2 separate regions of the Homo sapiens genome follow, and region 2 is linked to region 1. A link is a contact called in ENCODE POLR2A ChIA-PET data. All regions are on one chromosome and are shown on one strand. The core of a region is the stretch at or near the end of the contact, and the rest is flanking DNA. Distances in the headings are between cores, read along the strand shown. Region 1 overlaps SYTL3 (synaptotagmin like 3). Region 2 overlaps EZR (ezrin).

Region 1 (5,834 bases), core at 2,593-5,092:
GTATACACACACATATATCCACACATACAGATATGCACCCACAAGCATAGATACATACACTCACAAAAGAACAGAAATAATATATACTAAAATGTCAACAATTGTTCTCTGGGTGAAGCTGCTGTATTTTTAACATTGCTCTTTATGATTTTCTTCATTTTCTAGGTTTTAATTTTTTAATTTCATTTAATTTTTTTAGAGACAGGATCTCACTATGCTGCCCAGGCTAGTCTTGAACTCCTGGGCTCAAGCGATCCTCCTGCTTTGACCTCCCAAAATGCTGGGATTACAGGCATGAGCCACTGAGCCTGGCGTCTAGTTTTTTACGTGAATGTAATTTGAAATCATGCTTCAAAGCTCAGAATGTAATGGGGGCCAGAGTGTGGGAAGAAGGAAATTTGTGTACCCTGCCAGCCTGTTGTAAATAAGCACACACTCCCAGAGGGTAATTTGGCAAAACATCAAAAGCCTTTCAAGTATTCATACACTTGACCAATCATTCTTCTAAGAATTTACCCCCCAAAAATAAACAGACATGTCAAAATACCTGTACAAGACGTTCATCACAGAGTTATCTATAACATGAAAAATCAAATACAGTGATATACTCACAGACACTCGGGAACAGGTTAAATAAACTATAGTGCATATATTTGGTGTATTTTATGGAGTCATCAATACATTTTGGAAGAAGTCTTAATAACATAGGAAAATGTTTATGCCAAGTTGAATTGTAAAAGCAAAATAAAACCACATAGAGTCTGATCACAATACATTTGAAATTGGATAAGTCTATCTGTGCACACACATATACACAGGCTTACCTAGAAAGAAGGCTGGGAGTGTGCAGGTGTGTACACGTGCATGTAATTTACAGTAGTTTGGGATTGTGGTAGTATTTCCATTACATCTAAATACTATTCTGTGTTTCCCAAATGCTTGCAAGGTTTGCATTACTTCTGTAATCAGAAAGTAAGTAACTTCCTTTCAAAGAGAAAAGGAAGCTCCCTCTCTTCACAGAATAGAAGATGGACCAAGGGGGAAGCAGTTAGGAGCTGCTACGTTGGAAGTGAGAATGAAGGGCAGAGGAAGATTCCAGAGACTCAGGAGGCAGAAATGTCAGGATTTGCTGACTGACCAGATGTAGCGGCAGAATGAGGAACAAAGGAGTCAAGTTTGATTCTCAGGTCTGTGGATTTGGAGACAGAGTGAGAGGTGTCGCCATTCTCCCAAGACAAGGAACACAGGATTTGGTAGCACACAGACGGTCCCAGTGATTCTTGCTTCCTGATATTCAGACCCTTTGTCCTCTCTGACTAGGGCTGACCTGTGGGACCCATAGGGCATAGCAGAAATGACAGGGTGTGGCTTCTGAAGCTAGACCATAAAAGATATTGTGGGCTCTGCTTTTCTCTCTCTTGGATCACTTGCCCTGGGAGAAGCCAGCCGCCATGTCATGAGGACACTCAAGCAGCCCTGTGGAGATATCCCCATGGTGAGGAACCAAGTCCTCCTCCCAATACCAGCAGTCACTGGCCAGGTATGAGGGTAAGCCCCAAGAGCACAGATCCCCCAGCCCCAGGCGAGCCTTCCACTGAAGACAGAAACTGTCAAAGAATGTTACTTGATTTATGTCACTAGGTTTGAGGGGAATTTGCTATACAGCAATAGATAACCAGTGCGTGGAAAGAGGCACAGACTGGAGCTGTCTGTACACTTTTGTGGTTTAAACCACCATCTAGTTTTTCTAACTTCTGCTCAGGATATAGAGGGCTGGAAAGAGTATTGCCGGTACCATGACAACAAAAACACTAGAGAACATGCAAAACCACTTTTTCCGGAACACATCAGAGAATTGAGGTTGCAGTTGCCTCCCTATTAGGGTCCAGTGGGGGCTTCCAGAGGGAGACCAGGGCCAGGAGGAGGGAGAAGGGGCTCATGCCTTCCTTCCGACCTGTGTCTGGCCAGCATCAGCTCAACAGGGTCGGAGGGTGTCTGCCTCCTGCAGCTGCTAGCTCTGTTCTCTCACTATTCCCTTTTTGCCTCCAATTCCTGTCTAACCAATCCCTAAAGTAAATTCTTATTCAAATAACCAGACAGTTTCTATTTCCCTAAGTGGATCTTAACTGCTGCAGCACAAATTCAATTCAACTCCTCAATGACTGCACCTGGTTCTCTTTTAGGGCCACAAATAGGAGCGTGGTGGAATTCCTGCCTGTCCACCTAAACCTCTGTCACCTGATCCTTGTTACCTTTCCTGACGCACCCGCTGCAAACTCCACCCAACCTGGTCTGGCTCATAGCACTACTTGTGTGCTCCTAACCTGGCATTTTCCCCCATAGTTCCATGCCTCTTACCCCAACTCTACTGAAACAGGACAATGGGAAAATGAGGCACCCTGGCATTTGAGGAAGCATTGTAGAGAAGGAGGGAAAGTTAGGGCTTTTCTGGTGTTTATTTTATACATTGATAGAAACGACATCAGCAAAAAAGAATGATTTATGCTGAGGTTGATCTTCCTGACCCTGGTTTGTTTGTCCTTACTGAAGTTTTTATTCTTAAAGTTATAAGGCAAGAAAGAAAACCCTAAGACATCAGTCTCACCTCTTTCCTAATTCCCTTTTTATCTTAAGTCACCTTGATAACATACTTCTCCCACTCACTCAGGAGACATGAAGTGCTGAAAAGATGACAAGATGGTAACGTGTGTGCACAAACACACACACATACATTCATGCACACATGAAAACTACTTACCTGAAATAATGATGCTAGAACTTCTAACGACGTAGAAAACTTTTTGAGTGAAGCAGATGTCTGCACTTAGCTGGCATTGAGAAATGACAAACTTCACCTCCTACAGCACTACTGTTTATAAGCTAGGAATTGATGTGGAAAAGGGTAGAGTCTACCTTCTGAAGAAGGCTCCAGCCCACCAACAAAAAGGTTTTGTTTTTGTTTGTTTGTTTGTTTTTGAGATGGAGTTTCACTCTTGTTGCCCAGGCTGGAGTGCCATGGCATGATCTCGGCTCACAGCAACCTCCGCCTCCCAGCTTTAAGCAATTCTCCTGCCTCAGCCTCCCGAGTAGCTGGGATTACAGGCAGGTGCCACCATGCCCGGCTAATTTTGTATTTTTAGTAGAGACGGGGTTTCTCCATGTTGGTCAGGCTGGTCTCGAACTCCCAATCTCAGATGATCTGCCCACCTCGGCCTCCCAAAGTGCTGGGATTACAAGTGTGAGCCACCGGGCCCGGTCAAAAAAGTATTTTAAAGAAACACAAAAGTGGCCGGGTGAAGTGCCTCATACCTGTAATCCCAGCACTTTGGGAGGCCAAGGTGGGCAGATCACTTGAGGTCAGGAGTTCAAGACCAGTCAACAAGGTGAAACTCCATCTCTACTAAAAATACAAAAATTAGTCAGACATGGGGCGTGTGCCTGTAATCCCAGCTATTCAGGAGGCTGAGGCAGGAGAATCCCTTGAACCCAGGAGGAGGAGTTTACAGTGAGCTGAGATCATGCTACTGCACTCCAGCCTGGATGACAGAACGAGACTCCATCTAAAAAAAAAAAAAAAAGAGAGAGAGAGAGAGACATAAAAGCAATAAAAACAGAGAAAAGTCCTGTGCTGCAGTTGCTTTGCCAAGGTCACACATTCCACATGGGATGACGGCACCCCTAAGGGGACAAAGATTGGTAGCAAATCTTACCTATTTCAACCGTCTGTGGCTCTCCAAAAGGCCTCAGTACATAGATATATGATATCTGTGATATCAAAAGGTTATGGTAGCAACTTTGAAAAAGTCTCTAAAAAGGCTATGTGGGGTAGGGGAGAGGGTGGCGGTAAGAAGCTGTTGAGAAACACTGGCTTAGAGGAAACAGCAACCCTGCTTCATTCCATTGCCTGACATGACCCTTAGTATTAGTTTTTTCCTCCAGGTTTCCAATAAACTTGGCAGAAGCAGCGTTTTTTTTTTTTTTTTTAAGAAGAGCCAGGAATATAAACCATGGGATAATTTAGTACCAACCAAATCTACACCTGGGCAAATCCACCCTTTATAAAAGCTGAATATCAACCCAAATGAATGGCTTCCTTTACTGCCAACAAACTTTTGGGTGAGGTTCTATGGCTTATTTCCCTACCTGCAAATTGCCACTTTTTCTAGAAAAGAGCCACCGCTGCCCTCTGAGTCAGGCTGTGAGTCTAGGTCCCCAACATCACATCACAGAGGAGGGGTGCTGCCCGCATCCCTGATATAGTCAGATGTGGTTCCCACAGCACCTGCCTGCACTCCACCGTGACGGTGCCTGTGTGCGCCTTTGTCCTGATGCCCCATCACAGCTCTTCTGTGATCAAAGCACAAATCATTCTCTCCACAGTTCCAGGTCCCAGCTACCAATTACACTGGCACAACATACATTGCAAATACTTTTGAAAAAGAAAATAAACTTTTAATCTAAGAAACACAAGCCTCCTTTAAAGTATCAGGCCTAGAGAGACACCGAAATGAGCCCGCAATCACGTCCCCCAACTTGGGCTAATCATTTCAAAGCCACTTGCTCTACGGACTCTAGATTGAGTGTCACCACCAATAGCCATAAATTATCCTAACAATGCCACACACTGGACACCATCACCCACAGCCTATAGCTCAGCAATGGATAGCCAATCATGAATCATGAATAAATTACGGGTATTTCCGTAAACCCACGAGAATTCCTGAAAACCAGCTTTTGTAATCGCCCCTCTCCTGATTCACCCTTCTCTCCTTTGTTCTCCAGAGCCCTTGGAAGTGTTTCCTGGGCTGCAGACCTCAGCCTTGGCCCAGATAAACTCTCCACCTGTATTAGTTTTGCCTCAGTTTCCTTCTTTAGGTCAACATCTCATTATAAGACATTCACAGTATACGGACAAAATGCTTCCACCCATATTACCGCAACATGCGCTCACTCCACAAGCATCAACCTCTGCTCAGTTCAAACGCTCTTCACTCACTGTGGTCTTCACTGATTCAATCATCTTGCTCAAGTATTATAAACAAGGTATTGTGCTTTGGCGCAATATGGGCTAACAAGATTTTAAAATCACAGTTACTGCTTGTAGAGAGAAACAGAAGTGCACAAACAATGCTACAATATAAGGAACTTTGCAACAATTACAGAAGAGAATTACAAACCCAGCACTGATGGTGTTTCAGAGGAGGGGACATCACCCCTAGAAGCAGGAAGCCAGGGAAACCTTGTAGTGCACGAGCCTTAAAGAATGGGGCCAACCTGGCCGGGCCCAGTGGCTCACGCCTGTAATCCCAGCACCTTGGGAGGCCGAGGCGGGCGGATCATGAGGTCAGGAGATCGAGACCATCCTGGCCAACATGGTGAAACCCCGTCTCTACTAAAAATAGAAAAATTAGCCGACTGTGGTGGCACGTGCCTGTAATCCCAGGTACTCCGGAGGCTGAGGCAGGAGAATCGTTTAAACCTAGGAGATGGAGGTTGCAGTGAGCCGAGATTGTGCCACTGCACTCCAGCCTGGCAACAGAGCAAGACTTCGCCTCAAAAAAAAAAAAAAAAAAAAAAAAGGAATAGGGCCAACCTCAGAGGTAGAAATGCAGCAGAGGGAAGAGTAGCGAGCAGAGGGAATGAGCAGCGTGAATTACAGTGAGAGCATCAGCAAATGGAATGGCAAGACATAGGGGCCCGCAGACTACACCCATCATGTTGCTTATATTCCAAAGTCTTAACATCAAATATTTTAAAACTAGGAATAGATCATTTTACTTTACTAAAAAAGTAAAGAGCATTTACCTCCAGTTGGAAATTTCTTGGCTCGTTCC
Region 2 (5,997 bases), core at 405-2,904, 97 kb before region 1:
TACTTCGCAGGCAGCCCAGCCAGTGCTCGACTCCTGGCTCGAGGTTTGTGCTAATCCAACCAAGAATATTGATGGTGTGATGAGAGACTTGAAAAGCTGTAAACAATAGCCTGTACGTGTAGACACTTGAGCTAAATGCTGGGAGTCTGCAGGAGATATCTTAATTGCCTCGCATTAGTTACGTTGTTTGTTGAGTGAGGGCCTGTAAGCAAGCTGGGTAGAGCAGCAGAGCCAGGCCTCTCCACAGGGACAGGCAGTTCCGCTTTCACATACAGGGCATTTGCCTTCTTTCTGCTGAGGATAAACAGGGAAAGTCATCCTAGTTCATGAGGGCAAGTTTCCCATGGTGAGTCTGCGACATCAGCATAATCCTAGATTCTGGATTGATCTGATCAGAAGCTACCTGAATTTAAGAGGCAGAAGGAAACTACCTCTGGAAAGAGAAGGGAGAGGCTCCTGACTGCCTCCTGACTACCGTCTCTGCCCTGATTGTCCACAGTCAGCCTGATTGCTCTGCAGGGCTCCCCGAAACAAATCATCTGATGGCCACCAGGTTCAGGGGCCTGGCAGAGAAGGTGCCAGGGCAAGAATGCTCCTGGGGTCTTTTTGCCAAGCCCTGCCTTTTGGCCTGGGTTCCTGCTTTCCACGTAAAGAGCAGAGTGGCCCAGAGTTCCTGGATGTACCGGTTTCCTTCCCAGCCTCATGCTGTTCCTTGAAATGACAGCTCTCCCCATTTCCCACTTGAGGCTCACCCATCTCATCTGTTCTCAGATATTTTTGTTCTCAGCATCCCCACATCTCAGGTTCCCCCAAAACCCTCTCTGGAGTTCTCAAAGGGAGTGGTGCTGCTTTCCACAAATGACCTGCATGAGTCCATCTCCATTTGCAACCACGCGGATTCCTGCCAGACCCCAGGGCACAGATCTATTTCACTTGGGCAAGTCAGGGACCTGTGCCAGCTGTGCCCAACCTCCTCTCACCTCCGGGGCCCACGTGGTGATACTGCACAGGGAGGGAGGCAGGCGCTGTCACAGGAGCTCCTCAGAGAACCTGGAAATGAGATATTGAGGACTCTCGGTTCGCTCCTACTCCAAGTGTGCTGGATGCAGCATTGGTAAAGAAGCACGGAAAAGCCAGGCACAGCGGCTCACACCTGGAATCCCAGCACTCTGGGAGGCCGAGGCAGGCGAATCCCTTGAGCTCAGGAGTCTTGCCCAGCCTGGGGAACATGGCGAAACCCCGTCTCTACCAAAATTTAAAAAATTAGCTGGCTATGGTGGTGCACGCCTGTGGTCTCAGTCAGGTGGCTGAGGTGGGAGGATCACTTGAGCCTGGGAGGCAGAGGTTGTAGTAAGCCAAGATTGCGCCACTGCACTCTAGCCTGGGTGACAGAGCGAGACCGTGTCTCAAAAAAAATTTTAAAGAAGTGGGGAAAGTGGGTACTTGGAACCAGGACACCATCTTTCCGGGAGACCCTAGAGCTGAAGCCGTGGCTATTAAGACAGCCATGCCAAGGAGCAGTGCACAAAGTCCTCGTGGGAACGTATGTGGGAAACTGCCTCTGCCTTGGAAATCTCTTCAATGACCAGATTTTGTAACGTGGCCAGGCCAGGGCTGTCCAAACAGGTTTTTCAACCTGCAGGAAAACAGCCATGGGCAGGAACTTGCTGATGTCAGCTTGTAACTGCCCCAGCCCACGTAAGTGTCCATTTCTTCCAAGTAAAAACGTGAGCTGTGTGCCCTATTTAGTGCTGTTTTTGCGCTCTGCTCCCCCTCCCCCACCATTGAGCGATGAACGTGGCAACTCTCTCAGATGGTTCTTTCCCCACAGAGCATGCTGGGGTGTTGGGCAGGCTCACTTTCTGCCTCTCTTCTCCCCATTCCTGAAGGCACACCCCTCTCTTCATGAAAAAAGCATTTATGTAGATATTCAGTCATTTAATAGGCCCAAATTCTTTCCCTTTTGAACAAATATTGACAACTTGGTAGCAGCATAAGCAGGAGACTGTCCTGAAGTCTGAGGAGTGCTGAGAACTCGCCAGCTGTTGCGCTGTTACCTCTCTCGGTAGAACTAGGAGAATTAGATATGCCTGAAACATTGTTCAGGTGAGAAAGCTGATCTATTGAATATGGAAATTGAGCTCTAAGAGATTTATACTCTGCAAGTAAAGTCTCTATTAAAACACCTGTTTTAGTATTAAATAGGGTCTGGCTGGGAAATCTGTCTCTTGGGGTTCCCTTTTCATTGTACACATAAGCATTAAGTGGGAGCATGTAGGACTATTTGTCATCTTTCTTTAAACCCTTAGCTTGGAATAGGTGGGAGTATAAAGAGGGCAAAAACAGGTAAGCGCCCTCCTGACAGGCATTGTAAGCTTGTGAACAGAGGAAGTTCAGTTTAGCTGGGTTACAATTTGAAACCTGACACTCGGACCAAAAACAAAAACTAACAAAAACTAGAGGAACCTGATCTTTAGTCCTGTAAAAGCACTTTTTCTCCCTTAGCTTCATCCCTCTTTGGGCAGATTTCATCATAGAAGTCCTTCTGTAGGTAGGAGTTTCTGGAAATGCACTAGGTCCAGGGCTTCCACCTTAAAGGGAAAGGGTGCACGGGGAGCTTGGGGACTGAAACAGGAGCCACAGAACATGTCTCTTCTTTAAATTCCTTGCGGATAGGTACTCAGGGCTTCGCTTGCTTTCTCACGTCTCTTTCCGTATGCACTCCACTGTCACCCTCTGGCCCTCTAACACATTTCCAAGAAAACTGCAGGCATCCATATCCTTCCTCAAAATGAAAGTGCATATGATATACTAGAGGTTGGTTATGTTTTGTTCTTTTGATGTAAAATTTAAATACAATGAAATGTAATCTTAAGTGTTCATTTGTTGAGTTCTGACAAATATGCCTGAAAAATGCAAAATCTTAAGACATGTAGAACATTATCACACTCAGCTACATATTTTGGATTTACATTTTTTAATCATTCTTGGTTTTTTTTTTTTTTTTGATATGGAATCTCACTGTGTCACCCAGGGTGGAGTGCAATGGCACATTCTCAGCTCACTGTAACCTCTGCCTCCTGGGTTCAAGCGGTTCTCCTGCCTCAGCCTCCCGAGTAGCCAGGATTACAGGCACATGCCACCACTCCTGGCTAATTTTTGTATTTTTAGTAGAGATGGGGTTTCACTGTGTTGGCCAGGCTGGTCTCAAACTCCTGACCTCAAATGATCTGCCCACCTTGGCTTCCCAAAGTGCTGGGATACAGGTGTAAGCCACCATGCCTGGCCCATTCTTGCATTTTAAAGTCATTTCAGGCTGGGCATGGTGGCTCATACCTGTAATCCCAGCACTTTGGGAGGCTAAAACAGGTAGATCCCTTGAGCTCAGGAGTTCAAGACCAGCCTGGGCTGGTCTTTGCCAACATGGCAAAACCCCGTCTCCACCAAAAGTACAAAAAATTAGCTGGGCGTGGTGGTGCATGCCTGTGGTCCTAGCTACTTGGGAGGCTGAGGTGGGAGGATCACTTGAGCCCGGGAGGCGGAGGCTGCAGTGAGCCAAGATTGTGCCACTGCACTCTAGCCTGGGTGACAGAGTAAGACCCCATCTCAATTTAAAATATATATATTATTTCAAACTTTAAAAAGATTCTAAAAATAGTACAAATAATTCCCATATACCCTTCACTTAGCTTCCTCAAACATTAACACCTTATGTAACCGTAGTCCAAATACCAAGATAAGAAAATTAACATTAGCAGTCTCTAGACCTCATTCCCATTTTAATCAGTTGTCTCACTGATGTCCTATTTCTGCCCCGGGACCCTCTCTGGAGCCACACAGTTAGTTGTCAGACCTCCCTGTCTCCTTCGATGTGGGATAGTTCCAGTCTTTTTTTGTCATGACCTTGGTATTTTTGAAGAGTACTGGCCATTGACTTTGGAAAGCCCTTCAGCTTGGATTGTCTGGTGTTTTCTCATTATTTGGAGTTTTACATTTTTGGTAAGAATAAAGTGCTGTTTTGCCCTTCCAGGACCTCTTTCAAGGTGGCACATGTGGTCGGTATATCTTATCTTAGGTGGTGCTAATTTTGATTATTAGTTAAGGTGGTGTCTGCCACGTTTCTCCACTGTAAAATCACTATCCTTCCCTTTACAATTGGTCAGTATATTTGGGGGAGATAATTTTAAACTATGTAGATGTCCTAGTTCTAGCTACCATTGATGAGATTACTGTGGTATTTGAGAAATTGTGATTTTTAAAAACTTTTTACGTGTATTAATTGGAATTCTATAAGGAGCCAATTTCTGTTCTCCATTTATTCAGTTATATTAATATGGACTCATGGATATGTGTTTCGGTCTTTGGGTTATGATCTATGAGTATGTATCTTCTTGCTCAGGTTGTTTGAGATTTGGCCTTTAGGAGCACCTTGAAGTGTGAGCCCTGCATTCTTTGCAGGCTTCCTTGCTGCCTGGCTCCTCGAGATGCACCAGGTTCATCCTTTGTGTTCCCTGTTCTAGTCCTGGAATCAGCCATTTCTCCAAAGGCCTCTGTCTGGTCCCTGTTATTGGAGAATCACGCTTTTTTAATGTGTGGCCTAAGCAAGGACACTTATAAACCCTGTGGCCACCTTCTCTGTAGACCCTGTTCATGTCCTATATGTGATCTCTTAGGAAAAAGGAAATCCTTGGGCTTTAATTTTCCAACTTTGGTCAAGAATTAAAAGTTCTTTAACTCAAAAGTGAGTCATAATTTTCATGTTTAACCTTTTTGTTTTGATACTGCAGTTATGCTTATGAGTGGCTATGAATTGTTATATGAGGTTTCAAAGTCCTAAGAGGAAAAACTTTCTAGGCACACCAGAGAGCCGGAGGCCTAAATTTTCTAAGGTCAGAACCTGTTTTGAGAGTCCTGTGTAGAGACAGGAGCCGGAGAGGGGATCCCAGCCCCTTGAAGTTTCAGGATGCGGCACGCTGGCTCACAGTGCTATGTGCTGTGGGCGGAGCCTCCGGAGCTTGGATCCTAGCTTCTCTGTTGGTGCCAGCAGGCTGCTCTTGTGTTTTGGGAGAAAGTGCTCCAGAAGCAACACATGCCTACCTGGTGCCACTTTCACAGCCTTTCAATGTAAGGAGGACATAGGCTGAAGTCAGTAGCAGGGCAAGGTGGTATCTGGAGTTCCCCTTTAATGCTCTGAAACCTGTAAAGAAAATTACATCTCGAAGATAAAAGAACAAACTCATTGCATGTCTGTTTGAATGCCAGGTGTGTTTTTTTTTAATGGGGATTGGTGATTCTAGAGCATAGCACTGTAAAAGAAAGGATGTATACAAAAGCTTTGACATTTAGAACCATGGTCTGGCCAGTGTCCTGCCATCATTCCTGCAGGCACACCATGACTGACTGCGCTAATTCCCCAGAAGGGCCATGTCAGGCTTACATGTTTGCCCTCAGCCTACAGAGTCCACCCCACTGCCTTGATCTAGTTGATGTGATCATAACGAAACCTGTATTGCTCATCAGTATTGAAGCTGTTGGTAGGCCATAGATTGCTTGACCTTCCTGCTACTTCTAAAATGAAGGTTTTTGTGGGATGTTGGAAAGGACTGCTTTGGAGGGCAGCATTGTTGGATGGTGGTTTTGAGGATTTGTCGTTATTTCCAGAATGGCATTATCCCTGGTAAAATGTGTTGGAAGAATAGGGTGGGAAGTGTCAGGTGAGCAGAGCAATGTGGTCTTGAAGTCACATGATGAACTTGGGAATGCTAATAAAAGCCAGAGTCTGGCCAGTCATGGCATTGCATTGGTTAAGTAGGATTAGCCCTGTGGGGCCTTCATTAGGGCGGTTAGTTTGAAGGCTGTCCTGGAAGTTGGAGAGTGACATGGGAAGATGTCTGTCCAGCCAGGAGAACACACACTGGAATGAGAACCAGAGGAGCAGAATGCATAGCAAGGCCTCTGTCCGTTTCTCTTGGCAAGCTCTGTTGAGTATGGCACGTC

Evidence for each region. ChIA-PET counts read pairs that join two places held with the same protein, here RNA polymerase II (POLR2A).
Region 2: POLR2A ChIA-PET joins it to region 1 with 10 read pairs in T-cell. The contact joins two enhancer-like sites. POLR2A ChIA-PET finds 5 or more read pairs at or near these places in 3 of 52 experiments (T-cell, activated T-cell and naive thymus-derived CD4-positive, alpha-beta T cell).

The regions. Positions count from the first base shown.
Region 1 is chr6:158,682,961-158,688,794 of GRCh38, reverse strand. It overlaps SYTL3 (synaptotagmin like 3), which reads right to left. Exons shown (of 18, transcript NM_001242394.2): 6 at 5,806-5,834. Among named protein-coding and RNA genes, the nearest start is that of SYTL3, 36 kb to the right of the region's middle. RefSeq lists a silencer at 1,552-1,752. Within about 2 kb of position 3,842, at least 3 of the 41 ENCODE cell types and tissues checked have a DNase peak (open chromatin) inside an H3K27ac peak, as active enhancers do.
Region 2 is chr6:158,777,193-158,783,189 of GRCh38, reverse strand. The region is part of intron 7 of EZR (ezrin); the gene reads left to right. Among named protein-coding and RNA genes, the nearest start is that of MIR3918, 15 kb to the right of the region's middle. Within about 2 kb of position 1,654, at least 11 of the 41 ENCODE cell types and tissues checked have a DNase peak (open chromatin) inside an H3K27ac peak, as active enhancers do.